2 separate regions of the Homo sapiens genome follow, and region 1 is linked to region 2. Evidence: chromatin loops called from intact Hi-C (ENCODE). Cell type or tissue: Caco-2. All regions are shown on one strand.

Region 1 (5,000 bases), 510 kb before region 2:
CACTTTGCTCCTGCCCTGAGCATGTCTTCCCCTCTCAATGCACACCATTTCTCCACGTATTCCAGGTTGGCTGGAATCCTCTTCCTGCCTAAACAGTATGAACCTTCCTTTTCTCTGCCTGTTATTTACCTCTTGATCTGGGAGCACATCCCATTTATTATTAAATTTCATTTACACAGACCTCAGGCTCCTGTGTGTGATTTCCCGGCTTTCAGCTGATTGGATACCTTTTTTTCTGTCCCCAATTGCAAGCAGACGTTAGTAATCAACACAGAGGTTTTCTGGTAATCAAATTAGACAAGTGGGACTCTGCCTTTATTTTCTTCTTAATCACTGGGCGTGATAGTAATAATGTCAGCTCGAATAATCTGGCAGTGTGAAAATCTCTCCATGTTATTATTATTTTTTTTCCCCAAATCTATCTTAGTATCACCCTGTAGCCAGAGAATGCAAACCATGTTCTCATCCAGACTGGGCTTAGAATCTTTGTTGTGGACAGTGTCAACTGCTTCAAGCCTGGGTGAAGCTCATAATTGGATGGTAGTATATCACACAGGGATTTTTTTTTTTAATCCTTAACCATAGCTGGTAATGAGTTTATGCCCTGCAGCTACAGTCTTGATAGCCCTTGACATTTTCTCTTCCTTCAGGAGAGAGGCTACAGCTGCTGCTTAGCCCTTTGCTGGTGAGTGGACCAGCCTTGGCTGGAGCAGAAGAGCCGACTGCCACTCCTCCAATTCCTTAGGAGACCTGGGCCAAGTCACTTTTCTCAGTTGTAAAATAAGGGCTCTCATCTCTCAACTTACTGTTAAAGGCCAGAATAAGAACTGGCCTTTATGAACAAGGTCTTTGCCCTTTTAACAAAATTGCCATTGAAAGTTTATTCAAATGTTGCTTGGCATGACTGACACTCAAACCAGTGATTCCTTTTTACTAAAAAAAGAGGTCTATGTGACTTACTGTGTTTGTCTCTTGCCCTTGTTGTCTGGAACCTCTGAAATAAGTGTGTGCTCACTTCCAGGGCCCTCACTCAAGAGTATTTCTGACATAATGACCACATTCGACCCCCCACCCTCCGTCTTTATTACCCACCACTTATCTCTTTACCTAAGTCTCAAAAGTTTTATTTTTTGATATGTACCTCCTCAAGTTTTAAATGTAAGGAGATCATCAATAATAAAAGCAAATTTTAATGCCTTTCCCCCCCCCCAAAAAAATAAGGGCTCTCTCTGATCTCTGACTCTCTCCACTGGGTTGCTGAGAGACAATGAGCTCGTGTTTCTGGAGCCTGTAAAGCCACTTACATAAAGATGCCATCTAGACGGTGAAGTGTGTATAGAAATACAGTGATTAGTAGATGGTGAAAATAACAAACGTGAAAGCTTGAAGATGAGGCGAAACTCCTTGGGTCTTTCTGCAGCAGGCACAGAGCTCTGGCTTTCTGATATAACTAAGTTGTCCAGGGGGTAGCTGCAGGCCCTGAAAGGTCACATGTCCACTAAAGTGCCTGGAAAAGGAGAACCAGAAACCAACACAGAATCTGTGCGTACTTAGAACAGCGCTGCGTTGAATTCATGCTGCTGTGGTGGAGTGGAGACTGCACTAGATTTATAAACAAACAAAAAATCAGATATTTCTCACTTGCTGTTGATGTTGGGCAAGTCATTTAATTTAACCCTCATTTTTTTTTTTTCTGTAAAGTGGGTATAATACTACCTCAGAGGTTGTTTCCAGGGTATAAGGAAGAGGAAGGAAAATAATAATAATAATAGTAATAATAATGATAATGATAATAGTGGTTTTTAAACTAGATTTCCAGAAAAAAGGAAAAGCCCTGATGTATTGCATTTGCTGATTTCTATGGTATAAGGACTCACACCATGGCTGATTTCAGGCTACTAATGGTTTAACCACCGACTGGCAAGATTCCTGAATATTTCACAATTGGCTTTTGTGAGCCAGCTCACATAGATACCATGTAGCAAGTGCTTTGTATATTCCGGGCTTCTCATATATTATTTCATTTCAACTTCACTGCTACCCCACCAGGTAGTTTTAATTAACCCCTATTTACAGATGAAGAAATTGAAGTCTGAGATATGAGAAGCAGTTTATATAGGATTTTGCAAACGGTGGAGGTAAATTTGATCTAATTTTAGAATTCATGCTCCTTCCTCCATGCCAAACTAAGTAAGTGTGGAAATACATGACACTAACTCAAAGGATTGTTTCCAGGCAATAAGGAAGAAGAAGTGCAGCATATTCCAAACAGAAGGTAATTACTCTCCTGTCTGAGATGTGGGCAGGCTAGGTTCTCACTCCCAAGTCTCCGGGAGTTTGCCCTGGGCTTTTATAATGGCTTTTCAGAACCATGAAGAATATGAACCAGCCCAGCTTTTTTCTCCTGGTCAACAAACCCTCACGTGGAAGGAGGGTTCCACTTCTGCTTCCACTTCTTTATTGGGAACTCTCACACAGTTTTGTCAGAGAGGTATCGGGCAAAAATATTCCTAGGAGGCCATTAATTAGTCCTGGGAAGTAAGACAAAGCCAGGATTTGGCCAAATTCCAGCAGACTGTGCTGTCCTCCAAAATGGGAAAAAGAACATTCCTTCTGAGATAGTGCTTATTTTTGAACACTGGGGCCTGGCCCAAGTGACTTGCAGAGCAGAACTCCATGGAGAACTCTGTGTCCACTCTCCCTGGTGGCTCTCCCCTTTGCTAGCCCTGCCTTTGGATCCAGCCAGCCACTGACATGTTCCCTCCTATGGAGTCATGATCCCCAACCTCCAATGGGCTTTTAGGACTTCCTAGGAAGCTGTCCATGTGGCCTAGGTTTCCACGAAGCCTCTCCCATTCCCCATAGGGGCTGTCCCCAAATTCTCCCACTCTTCCTGAGACCTTGCTTTCTGCTTTTCCAGGAAAATAGAAGAAGAAACACCCCCAACAACTTCCTTCCATCCTCAATTCTGACTTCATCAGAGTTCTCAGCCTTTCTGCCTAGTTTCCCTCCCAATTCAGGGAAAGAAGTTTCTTTCATCGCGTGTGTATTAGTCTGTTCTCATACTGCTATAGAGAACTGCCAGAGACTGGGTAATTAGTCAAGGAAAGAGCTTTAATTGACCTGCAGTTCCTCAGGAAACTTACAATTGTGGTGGAAGGTGAAGAAGCAGCGAGTGCCTTCTTCACAAGGTGGCAGTAAAGAGAGCTTGAGAAGGAGAAACTGTCAAATACTTATAAAACCATCAGATCTCATAAGAACTCACTCACTATCACAATAACAGCATGGGGAATACCGCCCCCATGATTCAATCACCTCCCTCAACACATGGAGATTACAGGTCCCTCCGTCAACACATCAGGATTACAATTCAAGATGAGATTTGGGTGGGGACACAGTCAAACCATATCATTATGGAAGACCATTTCCTCTACCAGTCCCCACTTGCTGACCCTTCTTCCAGGACCAGCAAGAATCTCACCTTATTTTCTCCTAAATTTCAACTTCTCTCTACCAACTTTTCCTCCTCAACACAGAAGTTTATTCAGGTGTTTTCTCATTAAAAAATCCTTGTTCAAGCTGATATTTCATTCTAGAAACACCCATTTCTATTTTTCCTTCATGGCCAGACTTTGGGCAAGGGTTATCCAGTGTCTCAGGGTTTCAACTCACTGCAGTTGCCTGCAAAGGAATTCATCTGAAATATTCCATTTGAATATTGGCCATTTCCAGACCTGGTGAGCCCTCCCTAAACTCTAGCTGACTTGGCTTATCTGTAGCGATGGACAGTGTTGACTACTCACTCCTTCAAAGTGTCTCCTCAATTGGCCTCAGTGATACTCCTGTGTCCTGATTATCCACTTTTTTCTTGTTTCAGTTTTTCCAAGGGACTGTGAACTCCCCGCTCCCCAGGATTTGAATGTTGATTTCTTTAGAATTGGGTCTCCGGCTTTCTCCTTACTTTCAATCTGCTTTCCTTAGGGATCTCATTCACTCCAATCTATGTGCTGGTAACTCCCAAAATCTCATCTTCAGGCTTGACCATTTCTTCGTGATCCACATGCATATATTTATTTCCTTATGGGACATTTCCATGAACTCTCCAATTTCAACATATCCAAAATGGAACTTCTATTTCTTCCTCCATTGGCTTCTACTCCTGGGCTTCTCATTTTATGGAATGGCTCCACCATCCACTTAGTATCCTGAGTAAGTAACCTGGGTGTTATCCTCAACTCCTACCTTGTCCTTACACCTCACTTTCTGTGATTCTTCAGCTTTGCCACTGAAAAGCTAACCATTGCCCCGCTTTCCACACTGTACATTTTGGAAGGAAGTCTCCATGCCATACGTGTACTTAAGGAGTGAAGAGTTATGCTCCCCATTTTCCTGACTTTTTGTTTTTCTTGAGATAGGTTCTCACTCTGTCACCCAGGCTAGAGCACAGTGGTATAATTCTAGCTCACTGCAGCCTTGACCTCCTGGGCTCAAGCGATCTTCTGCCCCGGTCTCCCCAGTAGCTGCAACTACAGGTGTGCACAAAATGCCTGGCTAATTTTTAAATTTTGTGTAGAGAGTGGGTCTTGCTATGTTGCCAAGGCTGGTCTCACACTCCTGGCTTCAGGTGATCCTCCCACCTTGGCCTCCCAAAGTACTGGAATTACAGACGTGAGCCGCTGCACCTGGCCCTAACTTTTTCAAGTGATGCAAAGAAGTAGGGAACAGGTGGTGGCAATGGTGCCCATGACAGCATCTGGCGTGCAGTGCTGGTGCACAGCACCCCATACCTGGTGTTGGCAGCAGTGCGTTTCATTTCAGGCAGCTCCTATTCCTGAATATCTTGTCTGCTTAGCCGTCCTTGGCTCTTGCCAATTTTCAGAACCAATTCTCTAGCCTTCCCAGTGATTTGTAAACATCCAATGTTTCTTTCTTTAAATACCTTTTCTGCTTAAGTCTGAGTCCATTTCTCTTGCTTGCAGTTGAGAATCCAGACTGAAAAA
Region 2 (5,000 bases):
TTTACTACTTCTTCTCCTCCTCCTCCTTCTCCTCCTTCTCCTCTTTTTCTTCCTCTAATTCCTCCCTCTTCTCCTTCTTATTCTTCCTGTCCTTCCCCCTCCTCTCCCCTCTTGCTTCTCTTCCCCTTTCTTTTCCTCCACTTTAACATTTTAAAATTGAGGTGTAATCCACATAACAGATGAATGATATGTGAAACTCATCATTTTAAAATTTACAATTCAGTGTTTTTAGTGTATTAATAACACAGTTGTGAAACTATCAGCTCTATCTAGTTTCAGAACACTTTTTTCCTCACCACACCCTCCCCCATAAAAAAAAAGCCCATAGCTTTTAACTATCACTCTCTAAGCTCCTCATCTCTGCCCTAAACAAAAACTAATTTGTCTTTATGGATTTCCCTATTCTGGAGATTTGTATCAGTAGAATCACACATTCACACATTGCATGTTTTTTTTTTTTTTCTCTGTCTGATTTTTTCACTTAGCATAGTATTTTCAAGGCTTATCCATATTGTAGCAGGTATCAGCACTTCATCTCTTTGTATGGCTGAATAAAATATATCACAATTTGATTATCCATTTATCAGTTGAAGGACATTTGGATTATTTCCACTCTTTGCCTATTGTGAATAATGCTTCTATAACCATTTGTGTACAGCTTTTTGTATGAACATATGTTTTTTATTTATCTTGGTTATATACCTATGAGTTGAATCACTGAGTTGTATGGCAACTCTACGTTTAACCTTTTGAGAAACTACCAGACTGTTTTTCAAAGCAGCCATATCTTTTTGCATTCTCATCAGTGATGTAAGAGGATTCCAGTTTCTACTCATCTTCAATGCTTGTTCCTGTCTGTCATTTAAATTAAAGCCATCCTAATGGGTATGAAGTTGTATTTATCTGTAGCTTTGATTTGCATTTCCTTAATGGCTAATGATGAACATTTTTACATGTGGCTTATTATCTATTTGTATATCTTCATTGGAGAAATGTCTATTGGAATCTTTTGTCAATTTTTTAATAGGGCTTTTGTTTTTATTATTGAGTTCTAAAACTTCTTTCTATATTGTAGATACAACTATCCTTTCAGATATATGATTTGCAAAAATCTTCTAATCTGTGAATTGTCTTTTCACATACTTAATGGTGTTCTTTAAAGCAGAAATATTTTTCATTTTGATAAAGTCCACTTTATTTTTTTCTTCAGTTGCTTGTGCTTTTGGTATCATACCTAATAAGACTTGCTTAATTCAAGGTCATGAAGATTAACTCTCATATTTTCTTCTAAGAGTTTTATAGCTTTAGCCTTTACATTTAGGTCTTTTGCCCATTCGGAGTTAATTTTTGCACAGTACATGGTGTGATATAGGAGTCCAACTTTATTCTTCTGCATGCAGATATCCAGTTTATCCAGGAGCATTTGTTTAAAAGACTATTCTTTTATTTTTAAATGTCTTGGCATCCTTATCAAACTGCATTTTATATCTTGATCAACACAGGATATACTCACATAAGAGACTTGGGAGAAAGCTACCATGCCATTCTAGATGAGGAATCTGGTCATCCAGCTAATCCTGGTAATTGTATTATATTGGTGCAAAAAAGTAACTTGTGGGTTTTGCCATGACTTTCAATGGCAAGAACTGCAATTACTTTTGCACCAGCCTAATACATTTGTTATCAGATTGGAGAAATAATGACTAAGCAAGAAGTAATAAGCAAAAAAAAAAAGTATGGTAGTTCTCTGTGAGTGGGTCCAAGTTTTTGTTACATTATCCACTTTAATACTAAGCATATGCTATAGACTAGAGGTTGGCATGTAGCAAAAATCTTAGTGAGACCTGAAGTAGCATGCAGAGCTTGTGTTCCCAGCAAGAAAGAGTTCTATGAGTTTTTTGGGATTGTGTGAGCAGTACTAATTTCAGAGACATTGTAAGTGGAGAAAAGAAGGGAGGAGACTTCTCTCTTTCTTAGCATCCATGGTCGAACAAGATAGGCATTCACGGACTGAAATGACCTGTCATCCCTATGTGGTCTACAGATTTAATGTTATTTTATATGCTGATTTTAACATGACAATTGCCACAAATGTATCTTTTGTTAATTATTTCTTATTTATTTTTTTATTATTATACTTTAAGTTCTAGGGTACATATGCACAACGTGCAGGTTTGATATATAGGTATCTTTATATACTCTTGTATAAAGATTAACTAGCAAAGGGACATAGGCAAGACCCCACTCGTTCTGCATGACAGACATTCTCAGGAATGCTAGCAGGAAGTCTTCTGAAAGTAAGGTTATGTGTGTGGCTGATGAAACTCAAGGTATGTCCCTGGACTTTGGAAAAGCTGATTTAAGAATTTCAGAGAATGACTAGCTATGTTTCTACAACACGCCACTTGGAGCAGGGAAAGTGGAAAGAGAAGGTGAAGCAACAATCAAACAGGCAGCTCTGACTGTAAACCTATAGAGGATCTCAAGAGAGAAGGAGTCCAGGAGTAAAAAGGTCTGTAGCAAAGATAGAATAAAGACCATATATCAAAGGACAACATGACAAATGATTGTAGAGAAAATTCAGGATGTAGTGAAACTGTTAGAAAGTATGAAGAAGACTAGAAAAGGTTAAGCAAACATGACTGGAGGAAATCAAAGCCTAGCCATGGTTTCCACTGTGCTCCACATCATGTATCTGCTTTCACATCCTTACCTCCCACTAATGCATCATCCACCCACAATATGGTCTGGCCCCACCACCTTCTATAAAATTGCTCTATCAATGATCACCAGGGACCAACACAATTCAAAACCTTGCTTTTTTTTCAGTGCAAACTTCACTCATCTTCTCCATCATGTTGAAGAGATCAAACATTTCTGCATTTTGACACTCCTCTCTTTGGTCATTTGCTTCCTCCTTCCTCCCTGATTGCACCCTCTCTTTTTCCATCTCCCAGTCCTTTGAAGTCAGCATTTCAGCAAGTCCTACAATTCACTCACACTCTAATGAATCTTGTATAGTTTGTCCTATAATGAACTCATTATGTTTCCTCAAAGATTGTCATCTTCCTCCAGCATTGATTGTTACTATAAATGCCAAGCTGGTCTCCCAGAGTCAGCTTCTCCCTTCCCCATTCTCTCTAGGTTCATTCTCACTGGGATCTTTCTCCATCACATATGTGACCATCACTCTCTAGTGCCTTCACTGATTCCCCATTGTTGACAGGATCAAGCCTAACACAAGGCTCCATTTCTGTTTCTGTGTCTTTAGGACAAGTTTCTTGGTTCTTAAGGTCTGGGCCCCACTGTGGACTGCGGCTTTGGGATTTTCTCATGATCTCCCTACTCTGGTCCTGGTTGCCTTCTCATGACCCTAGTTCTTGGATCATGAATAAAGCCATTGACTCTCCATTCCATCATTGCATATGAAATATTATCCAATGGCTCACACTGCTTATCAGGTATTCCGTGATTTGGCCCAGGTGACTTTGTCAATATGCTATTTATTCTCTCTCACACACATACATGCACACACACAAATATCCCTTTCAGTTGACTTGAAAATCATTATTTACCCAAACATACCCAAACCATGGTAAACCATTATTTACCCAAAATACCTTTGCTTGTATTAAACATGCATACATGTGCACATGTAAACACACACATAGCTATACATAGCTAAATACATAATGATAACTTAGCTTTGCTAGGTGTGAAAAAGGCTTTCAACAGTGGTCCCTAACCTTTTTGGCACTAGGGACCAGTTTTCTGAAAGAGAATTTTTCCATGGATCAGTATGGGGGGATGGTTTTGGGATTATTCAAAGCAAATAGACCAGGAGGGCCAGGGGACAGTAGACAGTGTAATTCGGCTGAGAGTCTGGGAGATTCAAAGGAGGGTCAGGGAGCTGGGGGAGCTACTTAATGAGTGAGAAGCTATAACAGTGATATGTGCACTCCTTGGACTCTGTCTTACTCCCTTTGGGCTGCTATAATAAAATATTATAGACTGGGTACCTCATAAACAACAGAAATTTATTTCTCATAGTTCTAGGTGCTGGAAATTCCATAATAAAAACATAGGCAGATTTGAGGTCTGGCAAAGACCCATTTTCTGGCTCATAGATGGCAACTTTTTGCTGTGTCCTCACATAATGAAAAGGAGAAACACATTCCCTTAGGCCCAAGACCCAAGAGCCCTAATCCCATTCCTAATCACTATCCACAAAGCTTCACCTCCTAATACCATCACCTTGGAGGCCAAGATTTCAACATGTGAATTTTAAGGGTACATAAACATTCAAACCATAACCTCTGGTAAAACCAGCTTTCAAACTTCAACCTTTAAATTTCATGTTTATGTTCAGCATACTAAACATGGCAGCATTACTAGAACCTGACTTTTTCTGCTCAGGGAATCTGTTCTAGAGCTTCTCAGTGGGTCCTCCAAGAGGGCCTCAGATGGGTATTGCACCAGAAGCTCTCCCTACCCAGCCTGTCTGCTTCCCAGAGAACCTGAATTGACATAGACTAAAAAGCTAGAGAAAAACAGGAGTCAGGCCATTGCCCCATTATAGTAATAAATAGGTCTTAGGCAACACTTATATGCCAGACACTGTTCTAGAAACTTTGTGTATATGAACTAATTTAATTCTCAAGACACTGGGAGTGAGTACTACTATTAGGACCAGTTATAGGTGAAGATCCAGAGAAAAATACAGAACCACTTTAAAGTCTCACAGCTAGCAATTCATGGAGCCAGAATTTGTATCTACGCAGTCTGAAATACAGTTGGTGTTCATAACCCTTATGCTCTTTTCAGGCAACCTGCTTAAGGGGATTATAGACAAACTTGAAAAACAAAGGAACAAGTCCTTGTAAAGTGTTTGAGTGATATGTGGGGTAGCTTTCCTGACCTCTCTCCCCACCCCACCTTCTGCACTCTGCTCCATCCACATTGGCCTTCCTTCCTTGCCCAGAACTCTCTGGGCTCTTTTC

What was found. Hi-C counts contacts between places; a loop is a spot of excess contacts. Peaks named below come from ENCODE experiments on the same cell type or tissue, not always from the same donor. Only the 100,000 strongest peaks of a DNase experiment are listed, where the experiment ranks them.
Region 1: a loop joins it to region 2, with 2.7 times the contacts of the local background. A loop is called at or near these places in 3 of 110 quality-filtered maps.

What each region holds. Positions count from the first base shown.
Region 1 is chr9:107,140,334-107,145,333 of GRCh38, reverse strand. No RefSeq gene overlaps it. Among named protein-coding and RNA genes, the nearest start is that of RAD23B, 140 kb to the left of the region's middle. In Caco-2, a CTCF peak has its summit at 3,121; no DNase peak of the experiment used is centred here.
Region 2 is chr9:106,630,145-106,635,144 of GRCh38, reverse strand. All of the region lies in intron 1 of LINC01505 (long intergenic non-protein coding RNA 1505), which reads right to left. Among named protein-coding and RNA genes, the nearest start is that of LINC01505, 17 kb to the right of the region's middle. In Caco-2, no CTCF peak of the experiment used is centred here; a DNase peak (open chromatin) is centred at 2,334.